3 separate regions of the Homo sapiens genome follow, and regions 2 and 3 are each linked to region 1. A link is a loop called in an ENCODE intact Hi-C map of the cell type or tissue named here. Cell type or tissue: PC-3. All regions are shown on one strand.

Region 1 (2,500 bases):
ACAGCTTTGGGCACAGTCTGATCAAGGCCCCGGTTCTGTTTGCTAGTGATCCTCCTGATTCTGCCCTCTCTCCATGCTAGTTTCTTCCTCAGATTGACATTCCTCTTGGTCACCAGATGCCTACAATCAGCGGGTGCAACTCTCTGCTCCCTGCTCACTTCTGAAGGGGAGAGCATGGATACCAACCACAGAACAAAGCCCTGCAGTCTCCCGCTGAGTAGAACACCCACGAAGAAGTGTTGGCCATTTCCCTATTGCCAGGGAAATATCATGTATTGGTTGGATTAGGCCTGTATTAATCCAGTTAATGGAACATAGTTAAACTATCCCAGACCCTCCATAGACACTAGAGAAAAGGTGAATCCAACCCAAATGTAAGACTGCTACTCAATAGGACAGAAAAGGCATGGATGTCAGTGAAATGGGAAAAAAAATGTGTGCCAAAGGAGATCAGGAAGGACTGAATAGAAGACATGGCCTTTGAATTGAAGCCTTTAATGAGGAAAGGGGATTGACATTGTATGAGGGCCAGGGTGGAGAGCGGGTTGTGAAGAGGATAGGGAAAATGCAAGGACACTGCGGATATAAGAATTAATGGGAGAATCATGGGCCACAAAGCAGCAGGATTATATTACAGAGATTGTAAGTAGTGTTTATTGAAGCACAGGGTACTGGGGAGGTGGAGGAAAGATGAAACTGTTAAGGAATTTAGACACAGCATGTAGTGGTTGGCAGGAAACAGATGACACTCTCAAACAGGGTAGTTGAGGAGAGCTAATAAAGGGACCATTTACCAAGGTGTAGTTAGGATTAAGAGAAAGCAAACTGGGATGGTGCTGTGCTATGGGCTAGCAACAGCAGGAAGTCATTTCTGTCCCTAGGTCTGAAGAGGGAAGCAGGGGAGCCAACACCAAGGAACCAGAGATCTTAGAGTCTGAAAGTCTGCATGATAGAAGCCATGGCCTTTAGTAGAGGGATCTTGCCTACTCTTAGCAGCCTGGCTTGGAGGGGCCTGGGGAAATAATACCCCAACCTCTCTCCTCTTCTTCAATATTGATGACTTCCATTGGTTAATATCAAACTGGAAGTTGGAGAGAAAGGGAGTCTATCTATACAAGTCAGCACCCTGTAGCCCAGAAGAGAGTAAAAAGGGGGTAAAAAGCAATTTCCGAGGGACAAACAGAAAACACCCAGCACAGAAGGAGGAACAAACATTTGGAGGAACAAACAGAAAATATCAGAAAACATTTTAATCCTGGGTCCTGGGACGTCATGGAAGGTTTTGAAGTTAGGAGCACCGCCATCCTCTAGGGGGAGCTCAAGCATTTCTCTCCACTCATCCCAAAGGCGGTGCATCAAAAGATCAGGGTGAAACTGACTTCAAGGAAAGAGCCCTCGGCTAGAGGAAGAAGCCTGGAGAAGTAAAGGGATTGCTCCTGGAATTGGAAATCTACCCTTTGCACTTCTATTTACTGCATTTGGATTGATTTGCAAGAATAACCATTAAAATAATCAAAGCTAAAAGTAAGTATGTACTGTGTGCCAAGTTCTTGACTCATTTGGCACAACTCTTCGGAGGTAAGCACCATTGAAATTCTCACCTTCTAGATTAAGAGGCTGATAGAACCTGGATTTGAGCCCATTGACAAAGGACCACTCTCTGCTCTGTTCTGTTCTCATGCTGCTGGTTTAGTCAGCTGAGTCAAAGGTTGCCTTTGCTTAGAAGGCCTAACAAAACCAGAGCAGGGTCCATGGAAAAGGAGACATGAAAAGGGACATATTTCCTGGTAAGATTTGTATTCATTTAACAATTTTAAGCACATATTTAATAACCAGGCACTCACTACCTGACAAGCTCTGAGCCAGGTGCAGGGTATCCGAGGGAACTAGGAGAGAGGCACTAAGTGCTGTACTAAGAACCTGAATGAGTGCATTTGAGTCCTGGGTCTGCTACATGTGTGACCTAGGAAAAGTCACTTAAATCATTTAACTGTCTCCTCATCTTTAACATATAGATGGTTAAAAAGTACACAGCACTTGGAATAATAAACGGGCAGATTGTTAATGTTGAAGGTGTGAGCTGCTGTTCTTACAACACAATGTCAGCCCTTGAAGCTCTTACAGTAGATGGAAAGATGGAGATGAGTAGGATCTAATTATTGGCCAAGTGCAAAGGAGCTAAAAAGGCCACCCACGCTGCTACTTACTTCAGCAATACCCAAGGAAACAAGGGCAAAAAAAGAGCTCTAGAGGCTCTTCTTGGTCTAGCCCTGCTTTTGAGTTTGGGGCCAAAGCTCTAATTCACTCTAATTCAGGGGTGTTAGCAAGGTTCTTGTCTGGCATTCTAGCTCTGAACAGTTGATACCAGCTTCCTGAACCATGTGTTAAGAGAGATCTCAGACTGCATGTAGAGAACGTATGCCTTGAGAGATAAGTGATGTCTGCCATTGATTGAGGGTGGAGAGGAGGAGCCAAGTGGTTCTAGAACAGTGTCCTTTTG
Region 2 (2,500 bases), 560 kb after region 1:
ATTCCTTATTCAAAAACATTTAGTAGCATTTCATAGGGAGGAGATCAGCATATTATCAGAGAAAAGATTCATGCCACATTTTGTTTAAAAATCTGTTTCATTACTTCACAGTCACACTTCAGTAGGCCATGCTATAATAGTTTCTTCTTGGCCTTTGAAATGCTTCCTTTGCTTCTTCTGCTTTATAGAGACTCAAAATGAATTATTCAGATACCTGTGAGCATTAAGAAAAAATGGCCTAATTTCTGAATAATGCCAGTATTACCTTCTTAGTTAGATTGTGGGAAGAATATGTGTTCCTTCCCCTCCCAGAAACACCTTTCCTAACCTTCTTTCCCCCTAATACATCCATTTAAAACTTCTCAGCCTTAGATTTTAAACTGAGATATAATTTTATCTGAGAGGGTTTTTCATCTCTCCTTTACATACCCAAATACGGTGTAAGTTGATCTTTCATCCTATAGAATTCTGTGCTCCTCCTCACAAATCCCACTTACCAAATTGCATTGTTAATAACGTGGTTACTTATCTGCATCTTTGCTTTAAAATGTACTTGGGGAGAGTTCCCTTTTAACCTGCATCCCCCAATCTAATGCTTAAACATAACAGGTGATCTAAGGATATCTTGGACAAATAGCTACCATGGAGAAATTCATGCCAGATACCATTCTAAATGTTTTACGTATTTAACTCACTTAAACTTTACAGTAACCACATAAGGTATGTACCATTAACATTCCCAATTTCAAATTGGAAAAATTAAGGCACAGTGAGCTTTCATAATATGTTGAAAGTCTTGTAGCTAGTAAATGGTATAGCAGGGTCAGTTCCCAACAGGAAGAAGTGAAGGGTAGGCAAAGTGTAGTAGGTACGCACTATATATTCAATAGATCACACTATGGATTACCCACATTATCTAATAATCAAGGTTTGGAAGTATTGGAAGGCTTGTTTTTATGAAATGCTCATTAATGCATTCTACTTCATAAACTGAATGTTGGCAGTGGAATTTTATTCCATCAGCACATTTGCATATAAAGTTCTTTAAATTTACTTTTTTTTAAATGCAAAAAAAAAAAAAAAAAAAAAAAAAAGCAAATCAACCAAACCATTTCCTCCCTAGTTTCGGCTGCAATCAGCAGTCATAAATCCTTAAGTGTTAAGTTATGTTATTTTTGAGAACTGATGTGACATGTCCTAGATTTCAAATGTAGATGCTGCAGAGGACCACATGAGTTTTTGAATAAAAATTGGTATAAAGGACATAAACATTAAGGAAGCAGGTAGAAAGACACAGCTATCTGAATAGAGTCAGATCTGAACTACTGCCACCTAGTGATTCAAGTCAACCATCAGCCCCCACACACTCACAGATATACACTAATTAGAATAAGTGACTTTTGTTGTGGCTTCTTCCTCACTCCAAATATCCTGGTAGCAAACTCTTCCTGCAACATTTTAAGGCCCCCCTCACATGCTTTAAAAATTATAGTAAAAAAGGAGGACAGAATGGTAGGATTGGGAAAGACAAGGGTTAAATGACAGAAGAGACATCAATATAAGGCAGAAACACCAGAACAGTCGTGTAAATTAGACGAAGAAAAGTAAAGATCAAAAGTAGTGGAAATTAAACATTATTGGTAATAGAAGAAAATAGAAAAATTGATGCAAAGATAAGAGAAGACAGCATGAAGGAAAGGGGGCTTTCTGATTTGTTTGTTTTTAAGCAAGTAACAGAAGATGATAAAACAACCATATGTGGAATTGTGAAATCACCTAACATAAAAAGACAGAGGGATAGCTAACACCAACAGAGATAAAGAAAAATGATGAATGAAAGAAAGTGAATGAACTGAGAGCTTAATCTTGGAGGAGGGACTTCGAGTTTTTTGTTGTTTTTTAAGTAATAAAACCAGAGTGGCATATTCCTTGTTCAATTTAATATAATTGGAACTATCCAACGTCCTAGATGTACAACTCGTTTTCCTTGCCATTTTTTCCCCTCCTATATCTCCAGTACCAATAGTCCTTCTTGATTTTTTTTCTTCATTAACAAAGTTTTAATTACCTTTTGGCTCCCTTGAGATACTTTTGAACTTGCACCTGGAATCATGGAAATGGGCTGTATCCCAAACTGAAAATTTATTTAGGGAATTTTATTATTATGGCACTCTTTGCAATCAATCATATTGAGCAGCCACCCCTTAGCAATGTGCATTCAGGTGACTACTGATACTCAGGTATTGTTATAGTTTGCTGCAGGGTCACCTACATCAGCAGCAAATAATGACACCTAACATGTACTTCATTTCATGTTTTGGAAGCATTTTAATGTATGTGATATTTTATTTCCCAAAATATGGTGTTTGGAAGACAGGGCTGGTAGCATCAGCTCCTTTGATAGATGTGGCATTTGGGTTCTGAAATGTGTCTGAACTTTTCCAAGTACTCGGCTAGTGAGCTCTTTGTCATCTGACTGTAAGTTTGGCAAATATGCTTT
Region 3 (2,500 bases), 1.3 Mb after region 1:
GTGAAGAATAATAGGATAATATATAATTAATTTTTTAGTAGAAGAAGAAAAACTACAAATGTTTCTAAAATCACTACCTATATATGAAAACTCACATATATGTGAAAAACTATGTATACATGCCATAAAGACATAAATATATATACTCATTATATATATATAATAAGTAGTATTAAAGGAAGAAGGAGAGGAAACCTGTTATTAGTAGGAGTATATATTATATAGAGAGATAGAGAGAGACTATATATATATATATATATATATACATATATATATATACATATATATATATATATATATATACTCATTCATTCATTTTAAGCATGCTTGCAAGTCAGGGCACCACATTGTCATCATATGCCAATCATTGTATAATTACTTGATCCAAATGTCCAGTTGAAAATCAAACCAAGTAAGGTTTGATAAAACCCAGAAAGTAATCTAAGTCTTTTATATTGGGGTCATCGCTGACACATTTATTGCACTCAAGAAATATGATGTTCTCTAACATTATAAAAAAGGATTTTGAACAAAGTTAACATTGAAAACTTCATAGCCTATTATTTCTGTCATCTCTATATATTATCATTCATAAAAATTAGTCTCTGAAAGCAGAAATTCTATTGTCTTATGCTTTACATAACAGACTATTATTATCTGAAATTAGAAATAGTCTAGTAATAAATATATGAAGACATTTGCTACTGATTGCTTTGGGCAGACGTTTTGCTTGAGATATATTGATATTTGTCTTTATAAAGTTTAACTTCTGTACATTCCAAAACCACTACATTACCATGATGTTCTCATTTATGAGCTATCTCATGGAAAGTATTCCATTTTTTGCAATGAAAGAAATGAGATGCCTTTCTCCAATCATTGTTACATTGTGCAGGTTTTTATATTTTCCTTTTTCAGCTTCCCACATCGCATGTCATTATAACAACTACATTATAAACTAAAACAAGTGATTATATTGGAAAATAATGGGGCTTGGGAAGGAATAGTCTTCCATGCAATAATTTTTTCTCTGCAGAATAAAATATTCTAATTTGCTCCCGACTCAGTGCTTGAAATAATGGACATGATGTTTTCTAAAATTAAAAACAGTAAAGTGACAAGAAAAAAGAAATTTAGAATATCATTTTAAATAATAAAACAGTCAATACTGCAAAAAGATAAACGATGCAAAGTAAACTCAAATGTTTGGAGACTGCATCGCCCAGACCCATCACCATTTACCAAATAAGGTGTGTTCCACTGGCCCTCTAGTGGTGACGTGTTAGAATCATAGATTCTTCCACTCGAAGGGTAAAAAAAGCTGTCTTCTTTCAGAAGTACTAAAGTGAAACATGTTCCTGTAAATGCCATATTCTAGGAATGTATTTTTAAATCTCCGTGTGGGATGTAAGTAGAAAAATTTTCCTCAGCCAATGTGGGGTTTCTTCTTGTACCCCTCAATAAAAGCTATGTCAAGTGAAGATGACAAATTGGGATACCACATGGTACATCATAATAACCCAGTACTTTTGCCACATTAAGTTTTGCAAAAGGTTGCAAATGAGTCATAGCACAAAGTTCTGCAAGCCCTGCAACATCTCCCTCCATTGCACCTTAATTCTTTTCAGCAAGCCCCGTCTTACTGGAGCCCTGGCATTTTCTTTAAAAGGGAGTGCCCCATTGTTATAATGTTTCTATGACGGACAGAAATTACTCTGCGGTTTCAGACTGAAGAGCAAGTGCAGTTACCTCCTGCATTGCCATCCTCTTAGCAAAGCTTTCTGATGTTTCTGGACAGATAATCCTCCTGAGGAAACCCCCTCAATAATGAAGGTATTACAAATAATACATGTTATACCATCCACTAGACCTTATTTGGTTCTTGGCCATAACGAACAGTGGTCTTTAGGAGGATGTCACAGCTCCCCGGCACTAAAGTGTGTCTAGGACTCATTTTCATAACTTAATGCACAAATATCCAAAAAGGAATCAGCAGCTGTCTCTCCTCGAGTTTCTTTTACCTTCCTTTCTTTTTTTTTCCTTTTTCTTTTCTTTTCTTTTCTTTATTTATTTATTTATTTTTGAAATAGGGTCTAGCTCTGCTGCTCAGGCTACGGTGCAGTGGTGCAACCATGACTCACTGCAACTTCAAACTCCCTGGTCCAAGGGATACTCCCACCTCAGCCTCCCAAGTAGCCTGGACTACAGGCACATGTCACCATACCTGGCTAATTAAAAAAAAAAAAAAAAAAAAAAAACTTGTAGAGATGGGATCTCCCTATGTTGCCCAGGCTGGTCTTGGACTCCTGGGCTCAAATGATCCTCCTGCCTTGGCCTCCCAAAGTGCCGGGACCACAGCCATGAGCCACTGCACCTACAGCCCCACCCATCTAAAAAACAAAACAAAACAAAATCAAAACTTTTCTACAGTACAAGAATTCTATGTTTATGTAATAATTGAAAATAATATTTTATCAATACAACTTCTGACTAAAGTATG

What was found. Hi-C counts contacts between places; a loop is a spot of excess contacts. Peaks named below come from ENCODE experiments on the same cell type or tissue, not always from the same donor. Only the 100,000 strongest peaks of a DNase experiment are listed, where the experiment ranks them.
Region 2: a loop joins it to region 1, with 12 times the contacts of the local background. A loop is called at or near these places in 72 of 110 quality-filtered maps.
Region 3: it touches region 1 in a loop (9-fold over the local background); 43 of 110 quality-filtered maps call a loop at or near these places.

What each region holds. Positions count from the first base shown.
Region 1 is chr12:89,541,810-89,544,309 of GRCh38, forward strand. No RefSeq gene overlaps it. Among named protein-coding and RNA genes, the nearest start is that of POC1B-GALNT4, 17 kb to the left of the region's middle. In PC-3, a CTCF peak has its summit at 1,317 (motif pointing right); a DNase peak (open chromatin) is centred at 1,342; H3K27ac peaks cover 549 bases.
Region 2 is chr12:90,101,905-90,104,404 of GRCh38, forward strand. The region is part of intron 11 of LOC105369890 (a long non-coding RNA gene); the gene reads left to right. Among named protein-coding and RNA genes, the nearest start is that of LINC02399, 160 kb to the left of the region's middle. In PC-3, CTCF peaks have their summits at 1,354 (motif pointing left) and 1,558; no DNase peak of the experiment used is centred here.
Region 3 is chr12:90,852,959-90,855,458 of GRCh38, forward strand. No RefSeq gene overlaps it. Among named protein-coding and RNA genes, the nearest start is that of LINC00615, 64 kb to the right of the region's middle. In PC-3, CTCF peaks have their summits at 1,279 and 1,483; a DNase peak (open chromatin) is centred at 1,273.